Linked DNA regions of Homo sapiens: region 1 is linked to region 2. A link is an interaction called in ENCODE POLR2A ChIA-PET data of the cell type or tissue named here. Cell type or tissue: IMR-90. All regions are shown on one strand.

Evidence for each region. Peaks named below come from ENCODE experiments on the same cell type or tissue, not always from the same donor. Only the 100,000 strongest peaks of a DNase experiment are listed, where the experiment ranks them.
Region 1: POLR2A ChIA-PET joins it to region 2 with 18 read pairs; 2 of 35 experiments call an interaction of 5 or more read pairs at or near these places.

Annotation. Positions count from the first base shown.
Region 1 is chr2:30,246,689-30,254,688 of GRCh38, forward strand. The region is part of intron 2 of LBH (LBH regulator of Wnt signaling pathway); the gene reads left to right. Among named protein-coding and RNA genes, the nearest start is that of LBH, 19 kb to the left of the region's middle. In IMR-90, no CTCF peak of the experiment used is centred here; a DNase peak (open chromatin) is centred at 6,523; H3K27ac peaks cover 5,053 bases.
Region 2 is chr2:30,580,776-30,588,775 of GRCh38, forward strand. The region is part of intron 5 of LCLAT1 (lysocardiolipin acyltransferase 1); the gene reads left to right. Among named protein-coding and RNA genes, the nearest start is that of LCLAT1, 140 kb to the left of the region's middle. In IMR-90, no CTCF peak of the experiment used is centred here; no DNase peak of the experiment used is centred here.

The sequences.
Region 1 (8,000 bases), 330 kb before region 2:
TATGCAGATTTGTTTCTTTGGTACTTCACTAGTTTTTTTCCTCTTTCTTTCTCTCTTTCTCTTTTTTCCTTCCTTCTTTCTCTTTCTTTCTTTCTTTTTCTTTCCTTCCTCACTCACTCCCTCCCTCCCTCCCTCCCTCCTTTCTTTCTTTCTTTCAGCGTTTTGCTCTGTCACCCAGGCTAGAGTGCAGTGGCATGGTCATAGCTCACTGCAGCCTCCAACTCCTGGACTCAAGTGATCCTCCTGCCTCAGCCTCCCCAAGTCCCTATGACTATAGATATGTGCCACCATGCCTGGCTATTTTTTTTTAATTGTAGAGATGGGGTCTCACTATGTTGCCCAGGCTTGTCTTGAAATCCCGGCCTCCAGCAGTCCTCCCACCTCAGCCTCCCAAAGTGCTGGGATTATAGACATGAAACACTGTGCCCAGCCAACAAGTGGTAGTTTCTTAAATGTTAGTGGCAATGTGATATCTGACATCTTATCAATGACCTTTTTGTACACTAAAATTCATTAGTCTATTTTGCACTTTGAGTGCATCTTTTACCCATGCTTAGTGTAATGTTCTGATCATTTGGAAAATATAGGTTCACCAAGTTATGCAGGTCTTCAAAATGTTGACTCATTTCATTATACAATATCATAAAATCACATTTCTTAATGTCTCTACTGATCTCAAGCATTAGGAAGCTGTCAGGCTCATGGTGGCTGATACAACTTTTTCAAAATTCTAATTTTCACTTGAAAGCTCTATTTTTATCATTGGTGACAAATACTGTTATTTTCCTTGAAGTGACAGGCTCACTTTGTCACTTTGTCCATTTTTGAGAAAATGCCTGCCAAATACCCAAGTTGGAATAACTACAATTTGTTGGTCATTCTTTCAAGTAAGAATGGTGCTCCGTGGCATGAGCGGCTAGTTCAGCTGGCAACTCTGTCACATGACTGCTTTCCTCAAGACAGCTGTTGTACTTCCGTCAGCAGCAGAAATGTTGTAGGCTAACTGTCCATTTCACTGTGCCACATACATAAGTGACATGTGGTTGAGTCAATATTTAATATAAATTACTTTTTACCACTTCATCAAGGGCATTAATTTTTTTTGTTTGCTTGCTTTCGTTTTAATCGTGAGGGTGAGCTGGCGAACAATTGATGATGCCAAGTATGGTTTGCTGCCACTATGTTAATTCTCGCCAAGGTGCCAGCAGTTTCTTCCACTGTTGCTTTCTATACCCTTAGTGCAAGTGTTAACACTGAAAAAGGCAAACGACATCTTAGTATTACTATGAAAATATGTTACCTCTGTGGAGGCTCCCTCACTGAAAGGATCTTGGCAGTTGAGCTTGGAGAATGGCTGCCCTAGGCTAAATAGAATATGCCTGATGAGAGGGTAGCAGGTCCATCAGCTCTCTGTTAGTGTAGATGGTTTCATTGAAAGGCATATACCTCTAGGAATATAGCCCTATTTGCTTCAGTTGTTAGCCTCAATGCTGCAGTTGTGATCAACTAAAATCTCCAAGCTTCTTTTATGGGAGCTACTATCAAGGAAGACGTCTTGCGTGGGGCAAAAAAATTTTTTGTGGAGGACAAAGTGAGTCGTCCTGGTAGTGCACTGTAGAATGGGTAGAGACGGAATGAAAGTGGAGTAAAGGCCGTGGGGCAGGGCTGCAAGGAAGGCCTTCGAGATTTGTTTCCATCCAGGGATGTTTTTGGAAGCTACGTGGTGGGGGTTAGGAAGGGAACCCAAACAAGAAATGGAAGGCAATGGGACAGGCTAAATATTCAAGATTTGTGTTTCCAAAAAAAGAATGCGGGGATAGTTAGAAATGGCAGCTGAGAGAGGTGTGACCATGGGACATTGGGTAGTACTAGTGGAGGGAGGATAGAGAGACGGATGTGCCACCCACAGATGCCTGGAGGTGACAGGGGGCCAGTCTTCTTTCCAGAAGGTAATGATGATACAGTCAAAAAGTCGTGAATATTTGAAGTCATCTGTGCCTGATAACAAGTCTTTTCTCACTGCCCCGGAGAAAAAAGTTCTCTAACATTCCAAAAGCCTCCTCATTCCACTGGGCCCAGAGTTAGCAGTAGAAATTAGTGCAATTAATTAGAATTTGGAACTCCTGACTCGCAGGATGGGTGTGTGTTTGAGAGATGTTTATGAAAGATGGTGTTTATCCAAAGGATTTCCTTTTCTTTTAAGTTTCAAGGCTGGAGGCTTAAGCATCTTTGATCCAAAGGAAGGAGGTCTAGCAGTTGTTATAAGCCCCAAATCTTTGCTTAAGTCCTCTATAGGATTAGAGGCACCAGGGCAAGGCAGAACAGAGTGAGGTGGATGTTCTGTAACCCCAGTCCAGGGGAGATTTAAGGAAGATGAGAGTCTTAAAGATGGACAGTCTCTGAGTAGAGACTGGAGAATATTCTTCCTTCCCTGCATCTAGTTAGTAGCCCTGCTGCCCCTTTGCTACAATTCTTTCTGTTCTTATTAGCCACATTTCACGTGGAAAAGCCAGTAAAATGCAAATAATAATAATGATGATAATAAAATAGCAGGAGGCAAGTATTTCAAAGACGGAATTTCTTGCCTTCACACATTGTTAGGGGGCAAAGAACAGGTGGGTTTTTTATTTGAATTAGCTGCTGCTTGTTCATTCATCCCTTGGCAGAGCAGGATGCTGGTAGAGATCTGCCCATTGTTATAAGCCAGCCCATCGTAGGAAGGAAGGAACACACAAGGCAATTCATTGTTGTTCTCCAGGAGAAGTAAGAAATCCAGACGTTGGGAAGCTGAGGGGCAGGCCCCTGGAGTAAGTGAAAGGAGGAGGTAGAAGAAGAGGAAGGCCTCTGGTTGGGGGCGGGGTAGTGACAAGGGCATGGTTTTCATTCCCCCGGTCCTAACCCACGCCCTGGGGAAACAGAGCCACAGGGAGGGAAGTGATGAATGAAGTTGCAGCCATTTCTCCTAAGAACTCGGCCTAGGATTTGTGGGCACAAGCCCAGGAGTGCTGCGTATTTGCTCCTGTCCCAAGCCACAGCTGTTGACCCCTTGGTTCCTCACTCTAAATGCTGCTGGGGGACCCCAGCTTTACCTAGTAAGAACCATCATTAGGAAGGTAGAGTTTACAGGGCATGTTCACACATACCTGTGTTTGATTCTCTCCAAAGCCCTGCAAGATCAGCATTAGCACTGACCCAAATTATAGAGGAGTAGAGGAGGAGAATAGGCCACCGCTTCGATGAGCCTGTCAGGCACTGTGCTGGCTCTCAAGGCACAGCACTGTGACCTTGCCAACCATACCGTAAAGTGGAAATGATTTTCTCATTTTACTCGGGAGGCAGCTGAGGCTCAGAGGCGATAAAATGACGTGACCAGGGTCATAGCGATAATAAAAGATGGAGGCGAGGAAAAAGCCAGATCCTTCGGACTCTGTGGTCTGCCTGTGGGAAGAGCAATTTTCCTGAGCGGGTTTGGGCTGATTGTTCTTACTTCTCTGCAACAAGAGAGGGTAGAAGCTTACTGTGTGGTTTTGTCCACAGTGCCTTAGGGAGCTAGCCTGGTTATGTATCTCAGGCTCGCTCCCCTCCCTCTCCACCCCCGGCCTTCCTCTTTCCTCTTTCCACCTTTGCAAAAAAGAGCAAGATGTCCAGGCTCCTGAGGTCTCAGCTTGCAGAGCTGGTCATTAGCCCTTTGTGTCCTGCTAACCACCTTTCATCTCCTCTACCTGCTGGTGTCCGCTTTCCCTATTAGCATCTCTCGGCTCTTTGCAGAGCCCTCGGCCTCTTTGTGGCCAGCTTGGGTTGTTTGTCAGATGATGGCTGAGAGATGCACACTCAGGGGAGGGTGGCTCTGACCAGGAGCGCTCACATTTTCCATGCCAGGTGCCAGGCATCTCTCTCCTCTCCCACCCCAGGGGCAGCCAGGTTTAGGTCACCTGGCATGGAGGCAGACAGTTGATAGCCCGGTCCCTAAATTTGGGGCCTTTGAAGCCCTGGTGTTGCCTTTCAGTTCCCCTCCAAGGGTGAAATGGGAACTGGCTCACCGGCAACTTTTATGCCTAAGCAAGAAGCCTGCTGAGGAATTCCTGGTCTCCAGAAGCTCACCCTCAGGCCCAGGATTCTCTGGTCCAACAGCCTCCACTGTTGGTCGGTCAAACAAACGCCCTGGGATTCCCAGGAACATCCTGCTGCCTTCATCGTCCGCATACTAAATCATCAATCCAACGAGGCAGCCACTCGCCACACAGGGCCATTTAAGGTTACATTAAATTGATATTTATAGTATATAATATAAATTTCTATTAATAAAAATTAAATAAAAAATAACACTTTAGCCACCATTCTTATTTTTTATTGTCAGTAGAATTTTTTTTTTTTTTTTTTTTTTGAGAAAGGGTCTTGTTTCGTCACCCAGGCTGGAGTGCAATGGCACAATCTCTGCTCATTGCAGCCTTAACCTTCCAGGCTCAGGCAATCCTCCCACCTCAGCCCCACAAAGTGCTAGGATTACAGGCATGAGCCACCCGTGCCTGGCCAATTTTAGCCACCTTTCAAGTGCTCCATAGTCACACATGGCAAGTGGCTACTGTACTGGACAGCGCAGATAGAGAACATTTCCATATGCAGAACATTCTTTTGGACAGCACTGATCTATACAGCCAGAAATTCCAGTATCTTACAGACCATCTCTTCCTGCTACGAAGCCTTGAAGCTCCCTTGACCTTTCAAGTGAATTCATTTGAGTTCCCAAAATGCCACGGCCTGTTGGGACTGGAGGCCACCAGGCAAAGGATGCCTCCGAAGAGGTGTCCCCTGTAAAATTCACCATCACCATGGCCAGGCATGGTGGCTCATGCCTGTAATCCCAGCACTTTGGGAGGCTGAAGTGGGAGGATCACTTGATCCTGGAAGGTTGAGGCTACAGTGAGCTGAGATTGTGCCATTGCACTCTAGTCTGGGTGACAAAACAAGACCCTATCTCAAGAAAAAAAAAAAAAAAAAACTAATAAAAAATAAGAAAGGTGGCTAAAATTTTTATTTTATTTTTATTAACAGAAATTTATATGTGATATAATATAAACATCAATTTAATGTAACTTTAAATGGCCCTGTGTGGTGAGTGGCTGCTTTGTTGGATAGATGATTTAGTATGAGGATGATGAAGGCAGCAAGATGTTTCAGGGAAGCCCAGGGCGTTTGTTTGGCCGACCAACAGCAGAGGCTGTTGGAGCAGAGAATCCTGGGCCTGAGGGTGAGCTTCTGAGATGAACAATGGTGCTTACTTTTCTACACAGTGGAGAATGCAAGACCTGGGAGATTCATGGTGTGTGTAAATGTCAAGGCTTCATTCCATTTGCAAAGGATGGAACTTGGTGATATGGCTTGGCCGTGTCCCCACCCAGATCTTATCTTGAATTGTAGTTCCCATAATCCCCTTGTCTCATGGGAGGGACCTGGTAGGAGGTAATTGAATCATGGGGGCGGTTACTCTCATGCCATTCTCATCATGATAGTAAGTGAGATCTCATAAGATCAGATGGTTTTATAAGGGGCTTTTCTCCCTTTGCTCGGCACTTCTCTCTCCTGCCACCTTGTGAAGAAGGATGTGTTTGCTTCCGCTTCCACCATGATTGTAAGTTTCCTGAGGCCTTCCTAGCCATGTGGAACCGTGAGGCAATTAAACCTCTTTCCTTTAGGCCAGGTGCAGTGGCTCATGCCTGTAATCCCAGCACTTTGGGAGGCCAGGGCGGGCGGATCATGAGGTCAGGAGATTGAGACCATACTGGCTAACATGGTGAACCATCGTCTCTACTAAAAATACAAAAAATTAGCCGGGCGTGGTGGCGGGCGCCTGTCGTCGAAGCTACTCAGGAGGCTGAGGCAGGAGAATGGCGTGAACCCAGGAGGCGGAGCTTGCAGTGAGCAGAGATCGTGCCACTGCACTCCAGCCTGGGTGACAGAGCGAGACTCCGTCTCAAAAAAAAAAAAAACCTCTTTCCTTTATAAATTACCCAGTCTTGGGGATTTCTTCATAGTAGCATGAGAATGGACTAACACACTTGGTGTCCATTGGATTCATTTCAGCCATCAGCTTTGGCAGCCCAATGTGGCTGCTGGATGTGGAGTCCAGGGCTGGCAGAGGGAGGAAGGTGTAGGGCTGGGAGAATCACAGCTGGGGGTGGATTCTTCTAGACCTGCCCTACCCTGGGCTGAGGGTGAGAAATGCCTCTGAGAGCTGCAGAGAGAAGGGAAAATGATTTGTGTTTGTTTTTGCCTTTCTGTAGTACAGAGAGAAGGAGCACTTTGGGGAAAGAGGTTTAACCAGAAGCAGTTTCTTTTGGGAACAGGGGCAGTTCTTTACTCCCTGCCAGTTCCTGCAGGCAGGCAGCATGCCGGCCTGGCCTGCCGCCTCAACCCCTACCTGTCATGTGCTTGGCAAGTCTGACTCAAGTCCTTTTTTCCACTGCCTACCCCACCCGTCAAATTGCAGTTGCAACCTCTCATTTTTCTGCTGCCTAGATGATTAAAAAGCATGACTTAGTGGAAAAATGTTGACCTCCTTGGGGTCAGCCTCTGAAGCAGCTGTCAGAGATAAGATTGTGCTGGCAAATTACTCAGCAGCACTTTGCAAGGCTTTCTGTCTGTCTGTAAGGAAACCAGAAGCTGTTGGTTCTGGGTACTTTTTGTGTTTGGAGAGAGCTACAATTTTGAGGCCCAAATGGGTATAATCTGATAATAAAATAAGATCTCTGATGGAAGGGTTCGATTATTGTAGTAATTTTTAAAAATACAATTAATAGGCTTTGTAAACAAACAAACAAAAAAATTTAAACAGTGCTTGCTTCGAGCAATTCAGGGAGCAAAGTCCTCTGGCAGCTAAGCAGTATCAGAAGTTCAATTCTCAGACCTCTTGCAAGGTCTTAAAAGACTTAATTGTGGAGCTCTCGGTATGAATGGCGCTGTTTGGAATTATTTTAATTACTGTGTTCATATGACTCCCTCTTGCTTGGAGATTGGATGCTTACTGTAGTTCTTTTGAAACTGCTCCAAAGAGGACATTATAGTTTCAATTTTGCTTATGTCCTCAAAGTATTTTATCATCTTTATATTTGCCAAGAACTTGTACCCATCTAGTGAGACAAGAAGGTCACCTCATGTCTCAAAAGGAGAAACTGAGGTGTTTGGGGTTGAGAGGACTTGACCGGAGTTATACAATGGTGGTCAAGGACATAGTGAGCACCTGGGTTGTGTGGCTTAACCCATGCTATCAAGTGAACGCTTCATTTGAAGTCCTACAGGTCTGAGTTTGGATCCCAGTTCAGCTGCTTCCCAGGTGCGTGGCTTTGAGCAAGTCACATACCGTCTCTGTGCTTCAGGTTTCTTATCCACAAAATAGGGTTACAGTAGTCCCCGTTATCTCTGGGGGATACGTTCCAGGACACACAGTGGTTGCCTGAAACCACAGATAATACCAAACCCACATATGCTATGTTTTATCCTATACATCCATACCTGTGATAAAGGTTAATTTATAAATTAGACTCAATGTGAGATTAACAATGATAGCTAACAATAAAATAGAACAATTATAACACTATACTGCAACAAAAGCTATGTGAATGTGGTCTCTCTCTGTCTCTGTCTCTGTCTCACAATATCTTATTGTACCGTACCTACCTATCTTGGGATTGCAGTTGACCGTGGGTAACTGAAACCAAGAAAAGCAAAACTGTGGATAAGTTGGGGGGTGGTAACTAGAATTATTGTGAGGTTTGAGATTCTGCTCAGGAAAAATTTCATCCATCATCATCATCATTAGATTTTTTTCCTTATTTTAATGAAAGACCTGTTTCCAGCTTGAAGTGAAATCCAATGCTTCCCACCCCTCTCCTCCTCTTCGTCCTCTTCCTCCTCTCTTCCTCCTCCTCCTCCCCCTCCCCCCCTCCTCCTTTTGCTGGGCCTGCCCTGCTTGTCATGCCTTTTGCTTTTCCTTGGCTTAGGCT
Region 2 (8,000 bases):
CTGAATATATATTTTTGTTTGACTTTATAAATACTCCAAGCCTGGTGAGTAAATCGTTCCCTTCTTAGTATTCTAAGAGAGTTTATTATCTTCCTAAGCAGTTTACTACTTGTTCTAAGATAAAATAAGACCTGTTGGCTTTAGCATCATCATAGTTACCCCAAAATAGTATCTTATGGTTGGGAGTAGGTGGTGAGAAGGTGAGGGATGCTTTGCTGGAAGGCCCTGTGCTCTCTGTCAGATCAGAGGTTAGGTAATCTGATGATGGTGGGGTTACAAGGGGATGGAGGTGATTAATCAGAGTTTGGAATAGTTGTTGTGGTAAATGAGAAAAGGAAGCTGACCAAAACCAAGTTAAGAGCATTGCTGAGCTCTCAAACCTCAGACTACAGAGCCAGTCTGGGCTCTTGCCTCTACTTAAGTTCCATCCAAAGTGGTGACTTGACATGCCTCACAGTGGCCCACTCCTTCCCACCACCTGCAGTACTCCCATCTCTTCTGCCTTTGATTAGATACCCCTGTTCCTTTATGCCTATCTCAGGAAGATCATTTCTTGATCTCTTCAGCTGGAAGTCCTGTCAGTCCCCCTCCAGTCTTCTACAACAGTTGAACCCATCTTAAGACTCACACAGTTTCTGGGTGATTAGGAAATTAGTATGTTGAAGAGACACCTGCACTTCCATGTTAATTGCAGCCCTACTAATAATAGCCAGGATATGTAGTCCACCTAAGTGTTCATAATCAGATGAATGGATAAAGAAAATTTGGTGTGTAAGTATATACAATGGCGTTCTATTCAGCCATAAAAAGAATGAAATCTCATCATTCCCAGCAACATGGATGACCCTGGAGCACATAATGTTGAGTAAAATAAACCAGGCACAGAAAGATAAATTCTGCATGGTCTCACTTATATGTGGAAGCTTTAAAAGTTGATCTCATAGGAGTAGAGAGTAGAATAGTGGTTACTAGAGGCTGGAAAAGTGAAGGGAAATAGCCAAAGGTTGGTTAATGGATACAACAGCACAGCTAGATAGGAAGAATAAATTATAGTGTTCTATAACACTGTGGGGTGACTATAATTTACAGTAATTGATTGTATACTTGTAAATAGCCAAAAGAGCAGCTTTTCAGTGTTCTCAACACAGGAAGTAAGTGTTTGAGGTAATGGATATGCCAGTTACTGATCTGATCATTACACATTGCATACATATCTTAAAATAGCACACTACCTCATAAATAGGTACAATTATTTGTCAATTAAAAATACTAAAAAGCAAGAATAATCACTTAATTAGAAAATATATTTTTTCCTCTATACTAGAGTGTAAGCTCCTTTGGGTCAAGGAGCTTCTAAAACCAAAGTAAAAGCATTGAATCAGTCAGTCTCTGTTTCTCCTTTTCCCCCTTTCCCCCTCTCCTCACCCCTGCCCCTGCCCCCCTCCCATGGCAATGGTGCTAAATTGTTCAATAAATATTGAATGAATATATTAATGAATGTAACAGATATACTTCAATCAAATTGTATATGAGATCAGTGAACTTCTACAGGAATATATTTGTCAGAATTCTTTATGAGGCTAATAACCCACAGGCACCACCTTGAAGAATATTATTTTATGAGGATATATAACTCCTCTTCACAATGGCAGTGATTGTATTTGTAGGTGATTATCCTAACTTGGTGGCTCAGGATATTTTGTATTTGGCTTATTTGCTCTCTCCTAGCTGTAAGGAGCTTATGCCAAGCACAATCTCTGTTGTCCAACTTTGCTTATTATGCAGCTTTTACAGCAACTTTTCTAATAGTTTGGATGTAAATGCCATAATGTATCATAAGCCCAGATTCCTTTTAAAAATTTCATCCCCATAGCCTTCCTTTTAAATTTTATTTTAGTTTATTTCTCACTCACTGACTCACCGTGCTATGTTGAGGGAACTTTGTGTACCAAGTGCAACATCATATTCTATTGGCCCTATAACGTTTGGCTAGGAGAGGAAAACTCAGGATGAAAACATCAAAGAGGCAGCAATTACAGAAAATGGGAATGTTAGATGTCACAGAGTATGATGGAATATGCCTGAGAATTCTCACCTTTTATGCAGCCTTAAGTTCCATTGGCTAATAGCTTGTAACATTTACATAAATTGAAGCAGATTGCTATTCTTTTATAAAGGTCATCCTCTTTTATGACTTCAGAACTTTTAATAATTCAGATCTTTGTATTCTGCTGACCATTTTTCTGCACTATAAACCAGTTCATTTTATTTTATACTCTAATTAGCTCTTTATTTAAAGTGTTTTTATTTAAAGTGTTGGCACACAAGTTTAAGATAAGCTAAATTAGCCAACACATATAACTAGCTATTGGGTATTAATCAAAAGGATGATAGTATGGCTTACTGTTAAAATAAAACTCAGTATTTAGATCTTAATTTGCAATTTGAGGAGCTAAACCAGAAGTTTCTCAGATGCATCTATTGCCTCTTTTGCTATCTTGGGAATAGAGATAGGTAGCAATTACAAGTCAAATTTCATTTCTGTAAACTTTAAGATCATGGGTTTCGTTGTTTCATTAAAGTGCCATCCAAAAATAGTGTTCTACATCACCACAATAGCAGTGTTGTCCTCTGGCTGCCATTGTCCTTACCCAAGGCCTAAAAAGCACATACTTGATTTTTTTTTCTGTTTCAGTATTTTAGTCCATCCACTTGTAAACAGATTTCCCACCACAACCCCCAATGCAGTTTCTGTCTGGCAAGATAATGCTGAAACATCATACTCTCACCTTGGGGAAGGGTGGTTGGAAAAGATAAAACCCTTAGCTTCCAGGTCCATCTGCTGAAATTGTCCGAATTTGGCCAGTGTATTATATTAAGTGATAGCAAATGGAGAGAAAAGAAGAAAATGAATCTTGACGAGTGAGCTGCCATCATTTCTGTGGCAGTCTTTACCAATACTGTTAAATTTCTACCCATTGGATTTTTCAGGCTTCTAATTATTGGTATGTATATTATATGTGGTGTTTGTGTAGCCACTCAGGATTTTAAATTTGCTTTGGTTTGGTTTTTTTCATGTTGAATTAGGTGGGAATGTTTGAAATAAACAAGAAGATAAGGGAAGGGCTCTTTTCTTTCCTTTTAAGTTCCAGGATACATATGCAGAACGTGCAGGTTTGTTACTTAGGGATACGTGTGCCAAAGTGGTTTGCCGCACCTGTTGACCCTTCCTCTAACTTCCCTCCCCTCGCCCCCCACCTCTCAGCAGGCCCTGGTGTGTGTTGTTCCCCTCCCTGTGTCCATGTGTTCTCATTGTTCAACTCCCACCTATGAGTGAGAACATGCAGTGTTTGTTTTTATTTCTATTTGTGGCCATCTTCTTGGATCCCGTCAGCCAAACTGGTCTTTTCTTTTTCTGAATCCGTGTAGCAGTTTAACTGTATGTCTATTAAGATTCCTCAGTGTTGTAGTTACATGCGTGAACCTCTCTTCTCTACCCTGTTAGCCTGTTGACTACCCTGTTCTTGCTTCCTTTTTTTACCCGCACTCAATGCATCTAGCCAAAAATAGCTTTGTTGTTGTTGCAGTTGTTCTTAACTGTTCTGGCTGGCTGAATCACATTTAGAATGGCTTTAATAATAAGGAAGGCTTCTTGTTGACTTTAATGAATTCATTCAAGATATAATGTGTATGGTAGGTACAGATGTCACAGTCTTAAAGAGGGTTAAAGAATATCACTGCTTTGTATGGTATAGAGCTTGATGGTGTATGGCCACACTCTGACAATATCCTGGAAGGTTCTCTGGATTTCTTGCTGTAATTCTTTCTAGTTTATTGTCTGTGTATAATTAGACAGTGCTTTCTAAGTAGCAAAACTTGGTTGTAGATACTGATGCAGCTTAGCAAAAAATGTTCTATGATGGCAGTTAGTCCAACTTTTATCTTCTTCAGGGCCATCAGGCCTCTGTAATAATTAGAATCCATAAAAACTGGCTATATTCTAGACTAATATAAAAGTTTTATGTTCTTCAGTGATGTCTCAAGCACATCATAAAGCATCAGTGATCTTTCCAACAATGTTCCTTTGTGCCGGTGATTTGGGTGATCGGAAAAGTTTGCCAGTGGAAGAACCACTTGCTGCCCTGATAAGGAACCAATATTACTATATTTCAAAAAAAAAAAAAAAAAAAAACCCTCTAGGCTTACCTAAAGGACATGAGTAGAGGTAAGGTTTTATATATCAGAGTGATGTTGTAGCCAAGTTACAGTCTCTATGGGGTAAATGAGAAATAATCTTGATCATCACGATGATGGGCTCATTTTTCAAACTACCTCTGTGTTGACCATGCTATCTGCCTTATTGCCTTCATTAAAACATAGCTGTCTCCTGACTCCATGCCTCTTCCTTGTTTCCCTCTCAAGCGCTGTTCATTTTCTCATATCTCACTACCATATAATGTTCTTAATTTACCTCTGATTTATCCATCCTCGGTAAAAAAAAATACCGAGTCAAAAAACATTTTTTTGAGCCTTTTGTCATCTAAATATAGCAACTTTTACCTCTCTCAGAAATCAGTCAACCCTTCACTACATCCTCTGCCTCAGCCTTCATTTCACTGGAGAGGGGAGACTTAGCACCTGGCTCAGTCTTCCATTCCCTCTCTAGTCTAGCCACATTCTTAGGTAAGTTCACCGTCTGCATGATAACTCATGCCAGTTCCATGATCTCCTCATTATTCACACTACTTCATAGTTTGGATCTTGTCTTCAGGAATTGCTCCACCTGTTAAACGTTAAATTGCAACATCTCACTCTCTAGGCTGTTTTTACTCTCATTAAGATCTCTCTTCCCTTAATACCCTTATGCTTTTTCCCTATCCATAATCATCCTTCTGTGTTCATGCTTTTCTCTCTTATCGGTTATACTCTGTGGTCCATTGTTTAAACCAAACTCTTGCTAGTATTTGAACACCTTATCCCTGTTGCTCTTGGGTGGCACACAGTCAGCAGAAGTGCATTCCTGGGTCTTGCCTGCTGCTTGCCTTCTCTATACCTGTACTAGCATTTAGCTCTGCTGGAGAAAATCCCCTAAACCATGCAGATTACTGCCAAATAAACTCTTGGTTGCTGTATTAATTTTCTAGGGCTGCTGTAACAAATTATCATAAACTAGGTTGCTTAAAACAGTAGGAATGGCCGGGCGTGGTGGCTCACGCCTGTAATTTGGGAAGCTGAGGCAGGCAGATCACGAGGTCCGGAGATCGAGACCATCCTGGCTAACACGTGAAACCCCATCTCTACTAAAAAAATACAAAAAAATTAGCCAGACGTGATGGTGGGCACCTGTAGTCCCAGCTACTCCAGAGGCTGAGGCAGGGGAATGGCGTCAACCCGGGAGGCGGAGCTTGCGAAGCCGAGATCGCGCCACTGCACTCCAGCCTGGGTGACAGAGCAAGACTCCGTCTCAAAAAAAAAAAAAAAAAAAAACCCAGTAGGAATTTATTCTCTCACAGTCTGTAAGCTAGAAACCTGAAATCAAGGTATTGGCAGAGCCACGCTCCCTCTGAAGGCTTTGGGGAAGAGTCCTTCCTTGCCTCTTCTTGGTTGCCATCAGTCTTAGGCATTCCTTGATTTATGGCAGCATGACTCCAGTCTTTATATGGCCTCCATCTTTGTATGGCCTTCTGCCCTGTGACTTCCCACTTCTTTTAAGGATACCACTCATGATACTCACCATAATCCACTATAACATCATTGTGACTTAACTAATTATTTAGAAATAGGTTCTTTGCAGATGTAAAGTCACATTCTGGGGTTCCAGTAAACATTAAATTGGGAGACACTCTTCAACACAGTACGGTTGCTGACTTCAATGCTGGCTGACCATTTTTCTGTTTCCCTAGTCAACCATTCCATTCTCTGCAGTAGCAATTTCAAGCCTCCTCTGCCCATCCTCAACATCTTGTCCCTGTGTCTCTTATCTTTAAGCTCTAACTTACCAATCCTTCCTTATTGTCAGCATTTAATATTGTTCAAATGTCTTTAGTCTTTAAAAAGGAAAAAAAGACTTAAAAAAAACCATGCAACTACACGGACACTTTTTATAACCCCCTCACCATGCACCCCTACTCCAAGCTTCTACACTACATCTTTCTTTGCTTCAGATATAAACTTCTTGGAAGAGCTGTTGATGAACTGTCATCACACCCTTATTCCCTAATAACTTCAAAACTTTTTGTGATCAGTCTTCTACCTCTTAGATTCCGCTAAACCTGAACACTCTCAAGTGACCACCTTGTGGTAAATCCCAGACCTTGTCCTTTCTTGCTCTGTCACTAACACTTGATCCTAATGGACACCCCCTTCCTCTAGAAACATTCTCTGCCTTGAGACCAGCTTAGGGAGAACTAGTGAAAAGGACAGAAGTAGAAGACTTCTGAGATCTCTTTTAATTCTAATATTTGATAATTTTCTGAGATTTCAAGAATCTTCTGTTCTCTTTTTTAATAGAACTTCTAGGCAATTTGTGGTTATTTAAACATGGTAGTTTTTTTTTTATGATGTTGAGACTGCGGGACGCAACATCTTTCTCATGCGGTTACTGTAATTTCAAAGGGATTATTTTTGGTAACTATTTGTTATTGTTAAATTTCTCAGAAATAGAAAAGCACTCTAGGGAAACTTTAAATAGACATGAGCGCTACTGAATTTAAAATCCTAAGATCTGAAGATACAGACTTTGATGCATTAAACTAGTCTTTTGAAGTTCTGAAGTCTGACAAGTCCTCTTGTAACATTATAAGGATTTTATGTTTATAAAAATAGGCTTATTATCTAATTTGATTTTTCAAAGACAACAGGATGGTGAAGTTGTAATATAAGAGAAAGAAGAAACTGAACATTGTAAAAGTTAAGCAAAACTTGAATTGTTTATAATTTCCTCTTTCCTAACAATATCTTTAGTATGAATAACTCATTTGTTTATGGTACCTTTTTTTTTTAAGAGCTGTCCTCTTAGACAAATAGTTGAACTCTATTGGAAGTAGAACAATTTGATTTTTATCCAAGATCAATGATTAAAAGATAATTGACCAGTCTTTAAGTGTTGTAGTAATTCCAAATGTCCCCAAGTCTTCCTAGCCTAAAGATACAGATGAGATTATAATAATACCAAAAAGTCCTATCTGGAAGCCTTCTTCAGCCTAGCTGCCAAACTTCAGCATCTCTCCCCAAATGTCCAACAATAATTTCCAAGTATTTCTGTCTCCTGAGCTCTGACCCTCTGGTAGAAGCCTTCCTTGCAAAATCCATGTGAGGAAGCCACCTTGATCAGGTCACCTCATAGCTGGCTGTATAGGCCAGAAACATTGCTTCGCTGCCTAGGGCATGGCTCTGTGTGCTCCTGACGTTTTCAACCCTCCAAGGGCCAAGTGGTTCTGGCCTCTCTCTGTCCTGAAGGAGATCCCTCCTGGGAAGCACTTCTTCACCTCCTTCAGCTTTTAATTCAAATCTTCTTTCTCTAGGACTCAGACCATATCCTTGGGGATAAACACCTTGCTCTCCTCTCCTGTCCTTTTTACCAGTTTCTGCTCATGTGGCTGTGCCCCCAAACATCCTTTTCAGAGGCTTCTTCCTCACTGCCATATCATTCATGCACATACATGGGGATGAGGAGAGTGGATGAAAATTTATACTGCAGATATTGTTAGAGCAGTTAGGAGCCAGAATTCCTAACCAGACTCTGAGGCCTCAAACTCTCCTCTTCTCTTTGTGCCTTAGTTTTGTTTTTGTTATTTTTGTTGTTGTTGTTTTGTTTTTTTGTTTTTTTGAGACAGAATTTCACTATTGTTGCCCAGGCTGGAGTACAGCCAGCCTGTACTGATGGCACGATCTCAGCTCACTGCAACCTCCGTCTCCCGGGTTCAAACAATTCTCCTGCCTCAGCCTCCCAAGTAGCTGGGATTACAGGCACGTGCCACCACACCTGGCTAATTTTGTAT